Regions from separate parts of the Homo sapiens genome. Here region 1 is linked to region 2. Evidence: read pairs that join two places in POLR2A ChIA-PET (ENCODE). Cell type or tissue: Panc1. All regions are shown on one strand. Links, peaks and the distances in the headings refer to the core of each region. The heading gives the core; the rest is flanking DNA.

Evidence for each region. ChIA-PET counts read pairs that join two places held together with the same protein. Peaks named below come from ENCODE experiments on the same cell type or tissue, not always from the same donor. Only the 100,000 strongest peaks of a DNase experiment are listed, where the experiment ranks them.
Region 1: POLR2A ChIA-PET joins it to region 2 with 8 read pairs; 2 of 35 experiments call an interaction of 5 or more read pairs at or near these places.

The regions. Positions count from the first base shown.
Region 1 is chr3:11,192,685-11,197,076 of GRCh38, forward strand. All of the region lies in intron 1 of HRH1 (histamine receptor H1), which reads left to right. It overlaps LOC102723663 (a long non-coding RNA gene), which reads right to left. Exons shown (of 4, transcript XR_001740596.2): 3 at 2,309-2,520; 4 at 751-1,203. Among named protein-coding and RNA genes, the nearest start is that of HRH1, 40 kb to the left of the region's middle. In Panc1, for the core only: no CTCF peak of the experiment used is centred there; no DNase peak of the experiment used is centred there; H3K4me3 peaks cover 1,184 bases; H3K27ac peaks cover 1,629 bases.
Region 2 is chr3:11,315,179-11,319,570 of GRCh38, forward strand. It overlaps ATG7 (autophagy related 7), which reads left to right. Exons shown (of 21, transcript NM_001349232.2): 9 at 166-315. Among named protein-coding and RNA genes, the nearest start is that of ATG7, 45 kb to the left of the region's middle. In Panc1, for the core only: no CTCF peak of the experiment used is centred there; no DNase peak of the experiment used is centred there.

The DNA of each region.
Region 1 (4,392 bases), core at 284-4,283, 120 kb before region 2:
AGCCTGGGCAACATAGCAAGACCCTGTCTCTAAAATAAAATTTTACAAAGACCATTCACAACAATTGAGTCAGGTCTCCAAGTATCATCATCTAAGCAGATAAGATGGGCACTCAACAGGCCACCCATCCTAGATGGAACCCAGTCTTCTTATAGTTCTCTGTCCCTTCATCCATCAGAGCTGGGCCTTGCCGTCTTGGGTTCATCTCTCCCAGGGCTATTAGAGGTATGGGCTAATCTCTTATTAACGTCATTCCCTCTTAGAGTCAGTCAGAGAAGCTATGGCTCAGTCATTATAGACTCAACTGCTTTATCATGTTTTAGGAGACCAAGTTTAGTAATAAATACAAGTTAAAGCATGTTTATTTTCTGGTTGGGCTGATCAGTACAAAATTATTTCTAACTCATCATATATTATAAGCCAGAACATCAACAACATCTAAATATAAGCATGGTTGTATAACTCACATTTTACTCTCCCTGAGGGCAAGCTAATCATAGCAAAATCCTTTCAGAAATATCCCATATGCAGGCTGATGCCTGCTCTTTTTCTCCTCTCCTAAGTTAAAATAATTGCAAACAGAACTTTTAAAAAATATCTGACTCAGTTGGCAAAATGAAGCTAGCAGTAAATTAAAAACTATTAATATCAGGCTAGCAGTTATCCTGCCTTATGGTTTTGAGGTACTGTCTTTTTAAGGTGGGTGTCTCAGTCCATTCAGGCTGCTATAACAAAGTATCATAAACTAGGTGGCTTATAAACGACAGAAATTTATTTCTCACAGTTCTGGAGGCTGGGAAGTCCAAGATCAAGGCACCAGCAGATTCAATGACTGGTGAGGGTCAGTTTTTGGTTCATAGACCGAACCTTCTCACTCTGTCTTCACATGGTGGGAAGGGTGTCTTAGTCCATTCAGGCTGCTATAACGAAATGTCATAAACTGGTTGTCTTATAAGCAACAGAAATTTATTTCTCACAGTTCTGGAGGCTGGGAAGTCCAAGCTCAAGGCGACAGCAGATTGAGTAAATGGTGACAGTCAACATTTTGGTTCATAGACTGAGCCTTCTCACTGTGTCTTCGCATGGTGGGAAGGGTGAGGAGTCTCTGTCAGGCCTCTCGTGTAAGAGCACTAATCCCATTCAGGAGAGGTTAGAATTTCAACACATGAATTGATGAGGAACAAATATTCAGACCTTAAGCAGCTGGATAGGGAGAAAAGGAAAAAAGATTTAGGGCAACTTCACAAGGTATCAGCTTACATATTTACTACAGTGATGAGTTGTTTTCTGCTTTGCAGAGGAGTGTTCTTTATCAGTTTTGTGGGGAAATAAAAATGATGTTGCTGGTCTTGAAGTTTGTTGGTTTGGTCATTGGTTTCCAAGCATAAATGCAAATGTATGTGTAGTATAAGCATGTGCGTAGGGATAAAATGGGCTGTGCCCCAGACCTGGGGCCTTTATGAGATGCTTGTATGAAGGACACCTGTTTTTTCTAGAAGAGAGAGAGGATACTTTCTTATTAAGGGTAGTACAGTGTAGTTGAAGAGTCAGAGAACTCAAAGCAAACAGACCTAGGGCACCTTCTGACTGTATGCATTTGAGCAAGTTTTTTCATTCCTGCAAGCCTAGCTTTTTCAACAGTGAAATAGGAATAACAATTCCCACCCTGTCTGTTGTGAGGATTAGAGATAATAAAGGCACTCATTAAACAGTGGTGTCACCTCAGGCTCCCACCCCGTCTCAGACTCTGCGCCAGACACTTACCCACGCTTCATCTCAATGTTACATAAATTTCACCTTTTGCCTCCTTCATATACCAACTGTACTATTATTTACTTAATAACTTTTAAAGTCAGCTCACAGCAGGGCATGTTGGCTCACGCCTGTAATCCCAGCACTTTGGGAGGCTGAGGTGGGTCAGGAGTTCGAGACCACCCTGGCCAACATGGCGAAACCCCGTCTGTACTAAAAATACAAACAATTAGCTGGACATGGTGGCGTGCACCTGTAATCCCAGCTACTTGGGAGGCCAAGGAAGGAGAATTGCTTGAACCCAGAAGGCAGAGGTTGCAGTGAGCTGAGATTGTGTCATTGCACTCCAGCTGGGGCGACAGAGCGCGACTCTGTCTCAAAAAATAAATAAATGAATAAAGTCAGCTCAGTTTTTAATTTAAGCCTCATCCTGAGCATTAAAAGCTGTGAAATTGCCAGTTTGATATTTTTTTTCTAATACGCCTTAAAATTGATGCATAATCCTTAAAACAACAGCTTCTTTGTGAGATACCGAAAACATCATCACTGTGCTTACCAATGTTTCTATGCATACCACACTTTGGGGTGCTCTAGATTCCCCAGAGACATCCTGGAAAGAGGAGCACTACCCCCTTCTTAGAGACACTGAAATGGGTTTCCCCATCAATATCACACATCCAGCCGAAACCTTTGAGAGTGCAGTTTGGCATCCCTCCAGGACATTTTCCTTTTAAGCAGTATCTCTCAGATTCTGAATCCTCTTGTTACCTGTAACCAAGAGGAGCAAAACATCGTCAAAAGTGGTTCCTTGGAAAACAGGCAGCTTCTGCAAAGTTGTTTTCCTTTTGAAAAGATTCAGTTTCCTCTTAGACCCTTGTAAATCAAACTCAAACTGCCAACGTGAGGAGAAACCATAAACAGCTGTGCCTGGGGCTAGGTGGACAGTCCCAGCTGCTGGCCTTGAAAGCCAACTGTGCTTCCAGCTGGCACCACATTGAGGCATATCTGCCATGTGGTTCCTCAATCCCCCACCACTGGAAGTTCCCTCCACTTCAGCGTACAGAGTGGGAATGACCTGGTGTGGCTGTGCTGAAGCTCGAGGGTCTACGTGTATTCAGCAGAACCAAGTGACTCTCATGACAGTATTGGATGAAATGAGCTATCTGGATAATCTCTTCCTGGTGTCCTGCTTCTTGCCCTTTTGAAAGCCTCAATTCAGGTGCGTTATCCAGGACTCTCTGGGTTGCCAGGGACATAAACCACCTCAAGGAGCTCCTCATAGGGATACAAAGCCGTCCCAAAGAAATCAAGGCAGAGCTGCAGATGAGCTTCAGGAAGGGCTGGAACCAGGGGCTGAAATGTGCAGACCACCCCCCATCCCATGCTTGTCCCCACCCCAAACACGCTGTCTCTCTTCCAGTTACTTCCTGTGTGTCTGATTCATTCTGTTCTTAGCAGACTGTCTGTCACTGTTTCCAGCATCCTGTGGCAGAAAGCAGCCAGCAACAGCTTTCGAGTTTTATGCCCCCCAGGAAGAGACTAAAATGCTTTCTGTCTCAAGCCTAGCTCCACCCTCCCAGGGAAGGGACTCCGCACTCTGGCCCCGCCAAGTCCATTCTCTTTCCTGCAGCCAGAGTGATCTCTTCAAAATGTAAATCTGGCTGTATTCCCTCCTCCCTCTTAAAGCTCCTCGGTGCCCCTGGTGTTCTTAGGCTGGAGGCAGAACTCTCCACACGATCTTGCATGATCCAGCCTCTGCCTAAGTCTCCAGCCTCATCCCTCCCTGGCCCTGCGCAGCAGCCTCACTGCAGTTGCCCGGCTCCTCAGCCGGGGCTTTGCTTGTGCCATTCCTTCATCCTGGAGCACCCTTTCCTCCCTCTTCAGCCTCCCTAAGCAGGTCACATCCCCATCTTACAGACATTCCTCACATTTGCCACAAACACACTGTTACATTTGTCCGTGTGATTCCTTGATTTTTTTTTTCTTTTGAGACAGCTTTGCTCTTGTAGCCCAGGCTGGAGTGCAGTGGCGTGATCTTGGCTCACTGCAACCTCTGCCTCCCAGGTTCAAGCAATTCTCCTTGATTTTTACTCATCTACTCCTCTTCAACTGCTCACTCCATTATGATAGGGACATGCCTGTTTACTCACCTAGCACATGGGAGTTGCCCTATACTGATGGTGAAACTTAATGCTTGCGCCCTTTGTTGAGTCATCTCTCAGAGCCCTTCAGCCCATATAAAATATTTGAGAAGCTGCCCTTTTGGAAACTGTGTATGATGCTGTCACAGGGTATTATATCCCCAGTCATATGTAGCTGTTCAGCTAAAGTGTGATCCATGGACTAGCAGCATCAGGATCACCTGGCAGCTTGTTAAAAATGCAGAATCTCGTCCGGGCACGGTAGCTCACGCCTGTAATCCCAGCACTTTGGGAGGCCGAGGTGGTCAGATCACGAGGTCGGGAGATCGAGACCATCCTGGCTAACATGGTGAAACCCCGTCTCTACTAAAAATACAAAAAAAAAAAAAAAAAAAAAATTAGCTGGGCATGGTGGTGGGCGCCTGTAGTCCCAGCTACTCAGGAGGCTGAGGCAGGAGAGTGGCGTGAACTCAGGAGGCGGAGCTTGTAGTGAGCTGAG
Region 2 (4,392 bases), core at 162-4,161:
TTATTTGGAGGCACTTCTATGTTCACTTGCTGTAATAGAGTAAGAGGAGTGTGATCAGTCATTTCTAGTCTTCTGGTTTTAAGGTACCTTTTTTTTGAGTTAGTTTTTAGCCCAGAACTAGAAATGTAATTTTCTAGAGAATAACAACGTGTTTTCTGTTTTCAGATTGAAGCACTAGAGTGTGCATATGATAATCTTTGTCAAACAGAAGGAGTCACAGCTCTTCCTTACTTCTTAATCAAGTATGATGAGAACATGGTGCTGGTTTCCTTGCTTAAACACTACAGTGATTTCTTCCAAGGTCAAAGGACGAAGGTCAGATAAACTTTGAGTATCATTTTATTATATAGTTTTTTAAAAAATCTGAAGTTCATGTTACAAGAGACCACTGCAAAATTCAAACTTGTTTAGATTTCCTTAGCCTTCAAAGGATGTTTAAGAACATTTCCTTATCTCTATCCTCTCCCACCCCTACAGTTATCGAATCAGCTCCTCTAGGTTTTTCTAGCTCTACTACAGCTCAGAATAATTTTGATACCTTACTCTTTTTTTTTGTTTGTTTGTTTGAGATGGAGTCTCGCACTGTTGCCTGGGCTGGAGCGCAGTGGCGCAATCTTGGCTTACTGCAACCTCTGCCTTCCTGGTTCAAGCGATTCTCCTGGTCAGCCTCCCGAGTAGCTGGGACTATAGGTGCCCGCCACCATGCCTGGCTAATTTTTTGTATTTTTAGTAGAGACAGAGACGAGGTTTCACTATGTTGGCCAGGTTGGTCTTGAATGCGTGACCTGCTTCGGCCTCCCAAACTGCTGGGATTATAGGTGTGAGCCACTGTGCCCAGCCAATACCTTACTCTCTATTAGTGCTAAAGTTATTTCCGTTTTCCCTCCTGATGTATTTTACCCTCTATGTTTTAATTTTTATTCCCAGAACTACCCTGTAGTTCAGGCCCCTCATATCACACTCCTGGACACTTAGAATCTTGTTTCCATGTTGTGCAACACTACTGTAGAAGAATCTCCCTTGAACTACCCACATTTAGTGTATCATTCATTGACCAAGAGCATAATGGTGTCTTCCTTCTGGCTCCAAGCTGCCTTTCCTGCCTTATCTTCCATTATTTTCCTCATAAAGCATTGCTCCAGCTAATCTTATCTATTTTTCTCCAGAATCTCCATCCCCTTCCCGTCAGATACATCTAAAACTTTTTTTGTATCTTTGTTTTTCCTCGTGTTGTATCATCTTCCTAAAACATGTTCTACTTGTGAAAACCCTAAGAAATTCTCTCTGTCTTATTGAAATTCTATCTCCACTGTGAAGCATTATCATGGTGTGGCCATATATGATCTATCCCTATCTGAAGTCACTGCATTTATTCCCTGATCCTCATTTGCAGGTCCAGTACCTTGTACAAGTTTCTTTTTGTGCCATATTAGACTGTAAGCTCCAAGAGGGCAGGGCCCAAGTCTTATGAATTTGTGTCTGCATAGTGTCTAGTACTTGTCTGAGGCCCTCAATAAAATTCTTTTGAGTGAATGAAAGAGTACCGTAAATGTCTTTTAGAAGTGATCAGATATATAGGAAGTTGTCTTAGCCATACAGGAGACTATGAATTAAAAATATCAAAGATTATGAGTGTTATGAAGTTCTGAAATCAAATGGAATCATCTCCATAGCCATGTGAATATATCAGAGCTGAAAAAAGGAAAGCCTTTAACTGACGGTCTGGTTATTCTTTAGCCTGAACTTAGGATGACTTTTTTTTTTAAAAGCACATTTTAAAATCAACTACATTTACATTTTATTTTTCAGAGGAAGCCCACCTCCCCTTTTTTGTTGTATTTTTATTAGAGATGGGGTTTCACCGTGTTAGCCAGGATGGTCTTGATCTCCTGGCCTTGTGATCCGCCCACCTCGGCCTCCCAAAGTGCTGAGATTACAGGCGTGAGCCACCACTCCTGGCCCAGAGGAAGCCCTTTTTAAATTGAGGACTGAAGATTGAATTTTTATTAAAATTCTTTCCCCCAGGTGATTTCACAGAACCACAGCTAAATTAGTATAGCAATAAGACCGTTAATAATTTAAAGTCCAATCTAGTGTGAAGTCCTCTTGTCATAGCAGGCAGGATTAAATGGCCTGTGTTTGGAAGCGACCGTAGGTCAGGTTGTATGTGGTAAATAAGTGGTCCTCCCCAAAGTGCAGCTCTGCCAAAATAATAACAGTTTGAACAGTGCTTTACAATTAATTTAAAAGGGACTTTCACATACTTGATCTTTTTATGATAAGTCTGTGAAACAAGCGTTAGTTACTACCTGTGGTTAGTTAATTAGTATCTGCATTTTCTGTTTGAGACTCAAAGTCACACGACCACATTGTCTGATTCCGAAGCCTATGCCCTTTCTTTCTTTCTTTTTTTTTTTTTTTTTTTTGTTTTTGAGGCAGAGTCTTGCTCTGTCGCCCAGGCTGAAGTACAGTGGCACGATCTCGGCTCACTGCAACCTCCGCCTCCTGGCTTCAAGTGATTCTCCTGCCTCAGCCTCCCAAGCAGCTGGGACTACAGGTGCGCACCATCATGCCCAGCTAATTTTTGTATTTTTAGTAGAGATGGGGTTTCACCATATTGGCCAGGCTAGTCTCAAACTCCTGACCTCGTGATCCTCCCGCCTCGCCCTCCCAAAGTGCTGGGATTACAGGCGTGAGCCACTGTGCCCGGCCACAAGCCTATGGCCTTTCTACCATTCCCTTGACCTTGGGGAAACTGCATAACTTTTCTTTGTATTAGTTTATCTGTTAAATGGTGGTAATGCCACCTCCTTATAAGGTTTTGTGAGGATTAAACATGATAATGTGAATAAAATGCTGAGCACATGGTAGATGCTCAATATGTATCCACTTCCTTTATGTTTCAACAGCAGTATATTTTGAAAGACAACAAATCTCTGGGGTCTCCTCTGAAGTGCTCTGAGGGATTCACCAGAAACCTGTCCCTGAGACTAACTGCCTGTCTGCTTGTCGGATTCAGGCACACTATCCTTCACTTGGTTAGGGTGGTATCTCAGGAAAGCCTGGAATTACTCAGCACACGTGATGAACACCTCCTTATGGGCCAGAAATTTTGAGATACAGTTGTACTTGTTCTCACACCACCTAAGGTCTTCTAGAGGAGATCAGACATTGACCTGTGGAAAATTAAGGAGAAATTCAAGTAATGGAAGATAAGTTCAGAGAATTGATACGGGTGATACTTTGGTTGGTCTTCTATGCCTTATCTTATTCTAGGAAAGATCACCAGAAGCCTTAGAGCATGATGGCCTCATAGGAGTTTTATAGCCTTCATGCTGCCTTTCCTACCTGTGGCCCTGAATGTTCCTGTCTCCCCTCCACACTGCTGTCCAAGTGCATTTTCTAACGTGTAAATTTGATCATGTAACTCTTCTACTTAAAACCCTTCTAAGGTTCCTGTTGACTTCGGGATAACGTTAAAACTACTTAGCTTGGCGTTTGAGGTCTCTTCAGTTCCAGTTCCTGTCCACCACTAGCCTCATTTAATATTTCCCAAGATACATCCTGTGCTCTGGCTACCCCTGTGCCCTCCAAATGCCGCAGCTTCCCCCATCTCTCTGCCTGCAGACATCTCTCTGTCTCCCTTCTGTCACCTGGCTGCTGCCTCACCTACCTTTCTGATTCATTACCCCAGGAAGCACTGGCTGATTGCTTGCGCCATTTCATTTCTCTCTTCTGTGTTCTGGTAGCAGCCTCCTTCCTAGCACTGACTAGTCTCCAAAGTAATTGTTGATTTGCTTTTCTGCCTGCCCCATATCCCCAGCCTGTGAGCAACTTTAGCACAGAATCTTGTTTGTCCCCACTCTGCGTCCTCAACATTTAGTGCAATGCTGGACACTTAAGAGACACATGATGTGAGAATGCTGAGAGGAAAGAGAGAGAATTGTGGACTGGTATGAAAATTAAAGAAGGCTTTTGCCGGGGGCAGGGCCGAACCCTAGAGAAATAATTTCTAGACATCATTTTCAGTGGTTCTTGCTTTTATTGCATTAACCTTGTTCACTCTCTTTAGCATGATTCCAGTTTCCCTTCGAGCCACGACATTTCCTTGAAGGTTTTCACCCTCTTTTTTCAAAAATAGGCATTCTTTTCAGTATGAAATCCTGCACTTGTGTTCTGGCTTCATGTTTTACTTGATTCTGCCCCCTCCTCCTCCTACCAGCACTTTGTTCCCTGAAAAGTCACTGCTGCTCTTTGAGCCCTGTGTCCTCATGTGTAGGATGGAGAAATGTTGGAATCCCTCTGAGTTTCTCTCTTCAACCTGTTTCTCTTCTGGGTTATCTCATTGTGCCTACAACTCCAGAAACCATTTCCTCCCAAGTAATTCAATTT